2 separate regions of the Homo sapiens genome follow, and region 2 is linked to region 1. A link is an interaction called in ENCODE POLR2A ChIA-PET data of the cell type or tissue named here. Cell type or tissue: Panc1. All regions are shown on one strand. Each heading gives the region's core, and the rest is flanking DNA. Links, peaks and the distances in the headings are about the cores only. Region 1 has its middle 180 kb from the start of EVX1-AS. Region 2 has its middle 50 kb from the start of EVX1-AS.

The links. Peaks named below come from ENCODE experiments on the same cell type or tissue, not always from the same donor. Only the 100,000 strongest peaks of a DNase experiment are listed, where the experiment ranks them.
Region 2: POLR2A ChIA-PET joins it to region 1 with 8 read pairs; 2 of 35 experiments call an interaction of 5 or more read pairs at or near these places.

What each region holds. Positions count from the first base shown.
Region 1 is chr7:27,422,969-27,427,365 of GRCh38, reverse strand. No RefSeq gene overlaps it. Among named protein-coding and RNA genes, the nearest start is that of EVX1-AS, 180 kb to the right of the region's middle. In Panc1, for the core only: no CTCF peak of the experiment used is centred there; no DNase peak of the experiment used is centred there; H3K27ac peaks cover 466 bases.
Region 2 is chr7:27,295,324-27,299,720 of GRCh38, reverse strand. No RefSeq gene overlaps it. Among named protein-coding and RNA genes, the nearest start is that of EVX1-AS, 50 kb to the right of the region's middle. RefSeq lists a silencer at 4,193-4,397. In Panc1, for the core only: no CTCF peak of the experiment used is centred there; no DNase peak of the experiment used is centred there.

The DNA.
Region 1 (4,397 bases), core at 86-4,085:
TTATGTCAGAAATGCTCAAACTTTTTAGTCTCATGATCTCTTTACTGGATTAAAAAATTATCATGAACTCTGAAAAGCTTTTGTTTAGTTAGGCTATATTTATCAATATTTACCATACTATATCTTAAGATTTAAGAAAGTATGTATCTATTAATTCATTTCAAAATAACAATAATAAACCTATTTCACATCAACAGAAATAATAAAATTTTATGAAAAATGTTTCTAAAACAAAAAAATTAGTGAGAAGTGTAACATTAATTTTTATTTTTGCCAGTCTCTTTGATGTCTGAATAAGTAGAGGTGAGTTCAATTTTCTTATCTTCTAAATTTAATCTGTTGCAATATGTTTTGTTGTTTTGGTTGACATATATAAAGAAAATCTGGTCTTACATATTACTAGCTTTTCAGATAATTCCAGATAATTCTTCTTTGATATTACACCAAAACTTGACAAGTAGCACTTTCTTAAATGTTAGTTGCAATGTGGAATCTAAAACCATTATCAATGAACTTTTCATACTCTGTTACATTACAATGTATTGGTATCTCTTTCACTTTGATGAGATCACTTACCCACACACAATTTTGAAACATCATACATTGGTCATGTGGAAAATATACTTTCAACATTTTATTATAGGATATTAAAAAATTATATCCATTACTGTTATCTCCAATTTCATCAATCACACCAGTACTTTTTGTCAAGACAACCGTCACACTGTCATGCAGAAGTGCTTTGTGCAGGAGTACAGGCACAGAGGAAAGGACATGTGAGGACACAGGGAGAAGGTGGCCCTCTGAAATCCAGGAAGAGAGGCCTGACCAGAAACCTGCCCTGCTGACATGCTGAGCATGGACTTCCAGCCTCCAGAACTATAGGAAAATAAGTTACCGTTGTTTAAGCCACCCAGTCTGTGATATTATGCTGTGGCAGTCCAAGCTGACTGAAACAGCTACACACAAGCTGGGAGCAGGCGTCCAGCCTGACTCACTCTATCCATGCAGTCCCACACTCACTTGCTTTCATATATGGTAGGGGTTCTCCTCACTAGTCACGCGGTTACCTGACATTGTATCATTTAGGATGCTTTTGGGCACAAGGAATATAAGTGTCTTAAACTGAAAGAAACCCAACCAAAAGTGTCTTGAACTAAAAGAACAAGAAGTCCAAAGGCGGGTGCCTCCAGGGTTGTAACTCAGAGGCTCACAAAGACCCAAGGGTTTCCTGTTTTCCATCTTTCTATTATCCTGCCCTCTGGATGTGATTACCCCACATGATGGCAAAGTGGGTGCAGAAGTTCCAGGCATCAGAACCCGACTGTAAGACGTCTAGCAAAAAAGAGAGATGCTCTCATCCAGGTATCTCTCTTACGAGCAAGAACACTGTTTTCCAGACTCCCCGCACGTCCACCCTCAACTTTCTCTCAGGTTTCATTGGCTGAGACCGGGACATATGGCCAAGTGGACACAATCATCAGCAAGAGGAATGAAACCAACAAACAAGCCTCCCCTCCAGGGTCTGAGTGGGTGGGCCCAGTCTCCTGTGATAAATGATCCAAAGGGGAAACAAAGGGCTGTTTTCGTCATCCTCTGGCTCCTGGTGTAAATTTGCGATCATGTTATAAGCTTGTAATTGTGCTATAAGTCTGCTACTATGTCCCTGAACTTGGACCGTTAGGCAAGAAAGTATAAATGTTATGATGCAAATCCTAACAGATACTCTTCCTGTCCCATCCACATCCCTCAGACCCCACCATTTCCGGGTGCTCCCCAAAAGACAGATGACTTCCGGCTGCTAGCACCTCTCCTCGGAATTAACAACCCCTCCTCAATGCCTTCAACCAATGACTGACAGGAGTTGGTGTCTAAATGTCCCAGTGTGCTCACCTCTGGAGGTCTAATTATGGGCTATGTCCTACTCCATTTCCTAGACTCGGCTCCAGCTGCCCACTGGGGCAGCTGGCTTACTCACGCACCTTTTACTGGCTGCCTCCCCTGTCCCGTTTCCCCTCTCCCCTGCTGATACTCCCTTCCCTGCCCAAAGAAATCATTTGCATTTGAACCCTTGTCTCTGGGTCTACTTCTGGGGAAACTCAAAGACACAAACTATTCTATGCTATATAAATCAAGCCAGAAGAGTACAGGGAACTCCCAGGGTGAGTTTCAACTCCATCCTGAACCATGAAAGGTGGGAGGAATTGGAACCCACTGGGCATGTGAGCTGACCACATCTCATCGGGGCTGGAGTCAGACTCAGCTCTGATGTTATAAGATCTCTTAAGGGAGTTCTCTTGCCAAGACATCCTCATTAAACACGTCCCCCAGGAAGTTAGGAACCTATTTTGGGGCAAAGGCAGTGACAGGGGTGGGGAGTGTGAGGAATCCCCAGAGACAAACAAAATGACTTCATACTTTCAAGGGCAAATAAACATAGTGCAAGCTGAGTGTGCATGAAAACTAAAAGGGAAGTAATCAAACATGGGAGTGGCTCAACAGCTCGGTCCTTAGGAATATGGACTCTGCTAGTGTCTGACCTGTACAAGGATTTTAGAGAGTGTTCGCCTGGTTTCTGACTAATCAAGTGCAAGAAAAAAATCTACAGTCAATAATAGAGTGTTGTAAATGCTGAAGTGAGAAAATCTTTAAAACCTCTTTCTATGATTTTAGTCCAATTTTCTATTCCCACCCATTGTTTTCTGTGTCTCAGCATACTTATCGTTAGGCTTTTCTTTTTTCTAAGAGCACCTCACTCTCTGAAGTGTGTTGTCATATTTTGTATCAGTTTTCCCTCACAACGGTAGGTCAATATCATTTTTTCCCTGTTTAAGGAAGAAAAAGCAAGGCCAGAGAGGGAGACAAGCCTCTGGCTCAGGTCAGACAGGGAGTTACCAGGAACCCTTTCCTGCTGCCTGCGGGCAAGGCACCTCCGGGACATGTGTAAACAAGATAAAACAAGGCCAGTTACTTCCTTAAGGAAATTAAAACTCCTAATTTGGAAAACTTTCTCCCTGAAGCTTTAAGTCTAGGTCAATATGACAAGTGCAATGAAGTACCCTACTTTCATCTCTTTGTCTATCTAATTTCTCCCTAGATCAATCCCCACCTCCTCTGGGAAGTTCTCCTTGATTATGTCAGCCTTCAGGAGTCTTCCTCTCCTCTCTGCACTTGACCATACTTTGCCATCACATGGCAAGTGCTATGTGTTCTGTGCGGTTTTCCTGGTCCCTTGCATGATCTCTGGCACATAAAAGTCCAGTATGTATTATTTAATGACTGCATGAAGTTTTATGACAAATATGTTGCATGTACCTCTGTGTGTGTGTGTGTGCGCGCGCGCGCGTGCGCGTGCACTTGGGAAATGGTGAGAGGCTGGGAGCAGTCCCACCCCCAACTTTAATTAATCAGTCAAGACAGGTGAAGTCTGAAGACCACAATGCCGTAGTCACAAAGTGACTGGGGACCACAAAACCATGTTGCTTCCTACACATTCCTGACAAAAGTAATCTTTGAAGTTCTGATGTTCCTTACCATCACAGCACTTGCAAATATTACAATCGCAGGCTAGCAAATGACCCAGTCTACTCAACTGACCACCCGACAGAAAGCGCAGTTACACTAGGCTCTGCCGGAGCCAGAAGCCGGCAAAGACTCCACTGCAGGGTCCAGCTGTCTTACACACACTTGCACAGGCACGCTGGCAGAGCACAGCCACATCAAACAGATGAGTGCTCCTCCATCTCCCTGCTTCTTACGTTCACATTTGGCCACTAATCATTAATTCATCCACAAGAGTTTACTGGGAAGCTACCATGTACCAGGCCCTAAACCAGGGACTGATGAGCACAAACAGCTCCTCTACGCCCACACTGGCAAACGTTCAGGTGTTCACAGCTTCTGGTCGGCTGACGATGACTCACCTTGCTTTCCAGAGCTGTTTTATTTTCTTCATTGTTAGTATATAGTAATGGTTATCGTAGATGGGGACGCTCTGTCTGAACTTGATCTATTCTCCTGCATGATTAGTGGACACTCTTTGTTGCTTGGTGGAGAAAAAGCAGCCACAAAAGTCATGTCCTCATTTTGGTCCTCAGTTTCTTTCCTTTTCTTTTTCTTTCTTTTTTTTTTTTTTTTTTTTTTTTTTTTTTTGAGACAGGGTCTGGCTCTATTGCCCAGGCTAGAGTACAGTGGTGCAATCACAGCTCACTGCAGCCTAGACCTCCTGGGCTCAATCTACCCTCCCATCTCAACCTCCTGAGTAGCTAGGACTACAGGTGTGTGCCACCGTGGCCAGCTAATTTTTGGGTGTTTTTTTTTTTTTTTTTTTTTGTAGAGATGGGGTTTTGCCATGTTGCCCAGACTGGTCTTAAATTCCTGGGCTCAAGTGATCCGCC
Region 2 (4,397 bases), core at 296-4,295, 130 kb after region 1:
GGTACATATGACAGGTAAACAGATTATACATTGATAGTATGCGTTAGTGGATGTCTTTAATATGCAAGTCAGGCCTAGGGAGATGTACTGGATTCAGAAACTCAACTTGGCAGTTTGGGTGTTTAATTGCACTGTGGCCTGTGGACTGCATTTGAGGAAATGTGCAGATGCATGCAGAAACCCAATGCTCAATCCCTGGCTGCAGCCTCACTTCCGAACTCATCCCACAACCTGGCAATTCAGAGAGGGGAGATGAACTCAGTCCCCAGAAGTACCACCAAAGTTAAGACAGCTTCTGCTCAGCACTGGGTTATTTAGGAAAATATATATTTAGAAACTTCAGGACAGGGACTCTGCTTTTTACTTTTGCTTGAACCACAGTGTTCACTTCTGGCCCTGAGCACTTGGCACATGATTAATAAGTCAAATAGGTTTGTCACAATGTCTCACCTTGACATCCTATGGGGGAGTTTTTAAAAAAGTTATTTGGAAAGAAGATTCTGTCTTGTAGTCTATGGGAGCAAAAGATGAAAAGAAGAAAGAGAACCACTGCCAAGCACTTTGCCCATGATGGAAAGAGGTTTCCTGAGAAAGTCCACTGGCTGCAGGGCTTCCTGGACTGCACGCCGGCCAAATCCAGGCAGAGGATGGAGGCAGAACAAATTTAAAACAGGATTAAGACTTGGATCTTCTGGATTCCCAGAACGAAGCAGCATACCAATTATTTGTACTAATAAATTACATAAGCCTACCACTGATCAATTAATAAGAAGTATGCCTTCGATTTTTTTACCTCCATGATTACAATTTCTGAGCAATGCCTACATAGTAACTATAGTTATAAGAACTACTATAGGCCGGGCACAGTGGCTTATACCTGCAATCCCAGCACTTTGGGAGGCCGAAGTGGGCGGATCATGAGGTCAGAAGTTTGAGACAAGCCTGGCCAACATAGTGAAACTCCATCTCTACTAACAGTACAAAAAAATTAGCCAAGTGTTGGCCAGGTGTGGTGGCTCACACCTGTAATCCCAGCACTTTGGGAGGTCGACGTGGGCAGATCACGAGGTCAGGATATTGAGACCATCCTGGCTAACATGGTGAAACCCCAAACCCTGTCTCTACTAAAAAAAAAAATTAGCTGGGCATGGTGGCACGCGCCCGTAGTCCCAGCTACTCAGGAGGCTGAGGCAGGAGAATTGCTTGAACCCAGGAGGTGGAGGTTGCAGTGAACCGAGATCACGCCACCGTACTCCAGCTTGGGTGACAGAGACTCCGTCGCAAAAAAAAAAAAAAAAAATAGCCGGGCGTGGTATAAAACCAGCTACTTGGGAGACTAAGGCAAAGAGAATCGCTTGAACCTGGGAGGCAGAGGTTGCAGTGAGCTGAGATCGCGCCACTGCACTCCAGCCCAAGCGACAGTACAAGACTCCATCTCAAAAAAAAAAAAAAAAAAAAAAGAACTACCATAACTGCCTATACAATAATAACTCCACCTCCCTAGATATAGTGTTAAATTAAAAAGCAATTTGTAAAACCATGTCTAATATGGCGCCATTTTATTATGATTACTTTTCATCACATCCAAATTGGTTGGGTTTTGGGTGGGGAGTTCCCAATGACAAATAGACTACATGCTCAAACAAGTTCAAACACAAGAGTTAGCACTAAATGTCAGCTCCTGTGATCCCCTCCCCACACAACTACCAGAGATAACTAGAGGTAACAGTTTAGCAGATTTTCTTCCACACTTTATCTGTCAGGTAGGATTTTTATGGTAAGCATTTCTGAGATGGAGGGTGTGTGTATGTGTGTATGTGTGTGTCTTAATAAGCATGTGATGCTGTTATCTGAAACAACAGTAAGCCTATACAATTTAAGAAGAAAAATTTTTCCATCTTTTCCAAAATTTTCCAAAAATCCAAAAGGTGCAGTACAAAGAAATAAAGCATTTTTAAAGTCACCAAAATTCTCTGTTAACAGTTCTGCATAATTCTGATTCCTCTGTTATCCCCAAGAGTTCAGGTGAGCATTCAAAAATCACCAAAACCTAGAGGTTTCTGCATAACCAGGTACCTGGGACTCCTTTGAATATAATTACAGGAACCAAAATATGACCTGTGGTTTGCACCTTCCTCCTCAGAGAGATGACAGTCCCTGCGGTCACCCTTGTTGCTGCCTTCCTGGATCACTGCAACCGCTGCCTGCTGGAGCCCAGTGGAGTGTCCAGAACATCAATGTGGAGATGGATTCGTCTCCCTGCTCCCAGCTTCCATCCCCATGGACCCTTTCCGTCCTCCCGGCCAGATTAATCTCAGAGGGCGATGGGAGGAGACGGCTGGAGCGCAGGTTTGGAACCAGAGACCTCAGTGTCAACTTCTCAGTGCTCCTCCACTTCCTGGCTACAGAGTTGCTTAAATTAGATAAACTACAAAACGAGAGACAACCAGCCATTTTGTGCCTCCTCATGAAAATATACATCACGACCTCTAAGTATTGTCACCAAAAGATGGACTTGGAATGTGATCGAGCCCTTGTAAACAGCCAGCACTACCAGTTTACAGGAAAACAAAGGGGAGGGAAACACATTGCACTAAAGAAGGGCATGCATCAGCCAACTTCAGAATGTGCAAACACTCAGGACGGATCCTAGTTTCTTCAACAAATAATCTCCAAGGGAAAAAAGGAAACGGAGGAGGAGCTTTTCAATTAAAAGGGACTTAAGAGACATAACAACCACTTTCAATGTATACGCTTTATTTGGATTGTGATTGAAACAAAAGAAATTATTTGTTTTTAATATATGTGACAATCAAGCGAATGTGAACAATGGCTGGATATTTGATGACATAGATATTAAGGAATTATTATTAATTCAGCAACAATAATAGTACTGTGGTTTTTTTTTTTCTAAGACACAGTCTCGGTCTGTCAACCAGGCTGGAGTGCAGTGGCGCAATCTCGGCTCACTGCACCCTCCACCTTCTGGGTTCAAGCGACTCTCCTGCCTCAGGCTCCTGAGTAGCTGGGATTACAGGTACATGCCACCGCACCTGGCTAATTTTTATATTTTTAGTAGAGATGGGGTTTCACTATGTTGGTCAGGCTAGTCTCGAACTCCTGACCTTGTGATCTGCCCGCCTCGCCCTCCCAAACTGCTGGGATCACAAGCGTGAGCCGCTGTGCCCGGCTTCCCACTGTAGTTATTTTTTTTAAGAGTCTTTATCTTTTAAAGACATACATTGAAATATTTGTGGTTGAAGAGATGTGACAACTGGGATTTCCTTCAAAGTAATTACTGGAGGGATGATAAAGGGGATATCAATGAAACAAGATTGGCCATAAGTTGACAATTGCTGAAGCTAAGTGATGGATACATGGAGAGTTTATTATACTATTTTCTCTTTTTTTGTATATGTTTGTAATTTTCCAATTTTCTTAATCTTTTTTATTGTTTTCATCCTGTACTTTCTGGGATTCTGGATTGTATTTTTGTATTTCATGTATCATTTAACATGCTCCTCTGTTCTCTGCTGGCCTGTAACCTATTGGTAGTATTTAGAGACTTGACGCCATAGAAGCTCTATTTTTGGCAAGAATACTTTATGGGTGATTTTTGTACTTTTATCAAGAGGCACATAATAGTCCATAATAAAAACATTTCTTAAAGCTGAAAAATGAAGATGCTTCCTGGAGAGATAATTTTGAGATGAAATTATTTATGTAAGTAAAAGACCAAGCACAGAGCTTGGCACATCATGGGTGCTTTACAGGTGTCAGATTTCTTCCCTCAACCTATTAATAAGCTCTCTAATAATGTCCATGATCTATTGGATCAAGATTTAAGTACACATAGAATTCCAGATCTCCCATGATCTGTTCCTGGTTTACCTTTCTGTCTAGTCTTATTGCCTTCCTCTCTTTAAACACACACACACACACACACACACACACACACACACACACACACACACACACACTGCATTCATTAACCTCATTCCTTAGCTTACACCAGTTCCCCCACTTGAGATGTCCTCCTTGCCTACTCTCTGCCATCCTTCAAGACTCAGGTCAAGCCCCATCTCCTTCAGGAGAATATCGTGATCTTACAAGCCTGGTTATACCTCCCTTAATGCTGCCTTGAATTGTTGTTCAGCACTTACATTAATAAACTTCCCATGAAATGAGCTACTTCTCCAATAGCCCAGGGCAGGGCAGTTCACTGGCCCTGCTTATGTCTTTCATGACAGTCTGCACCATGCACACAGCAGCATGCCACACATGTTTGCCAAATTAAGAGAGGAAATAATTAACCAGGAAATAGCTTCAACTTTAATAGAGGAGGGCAAACTGCCCAGTCACACATAAACAGATGCTCAATTTGGGGAAGAGGAGGA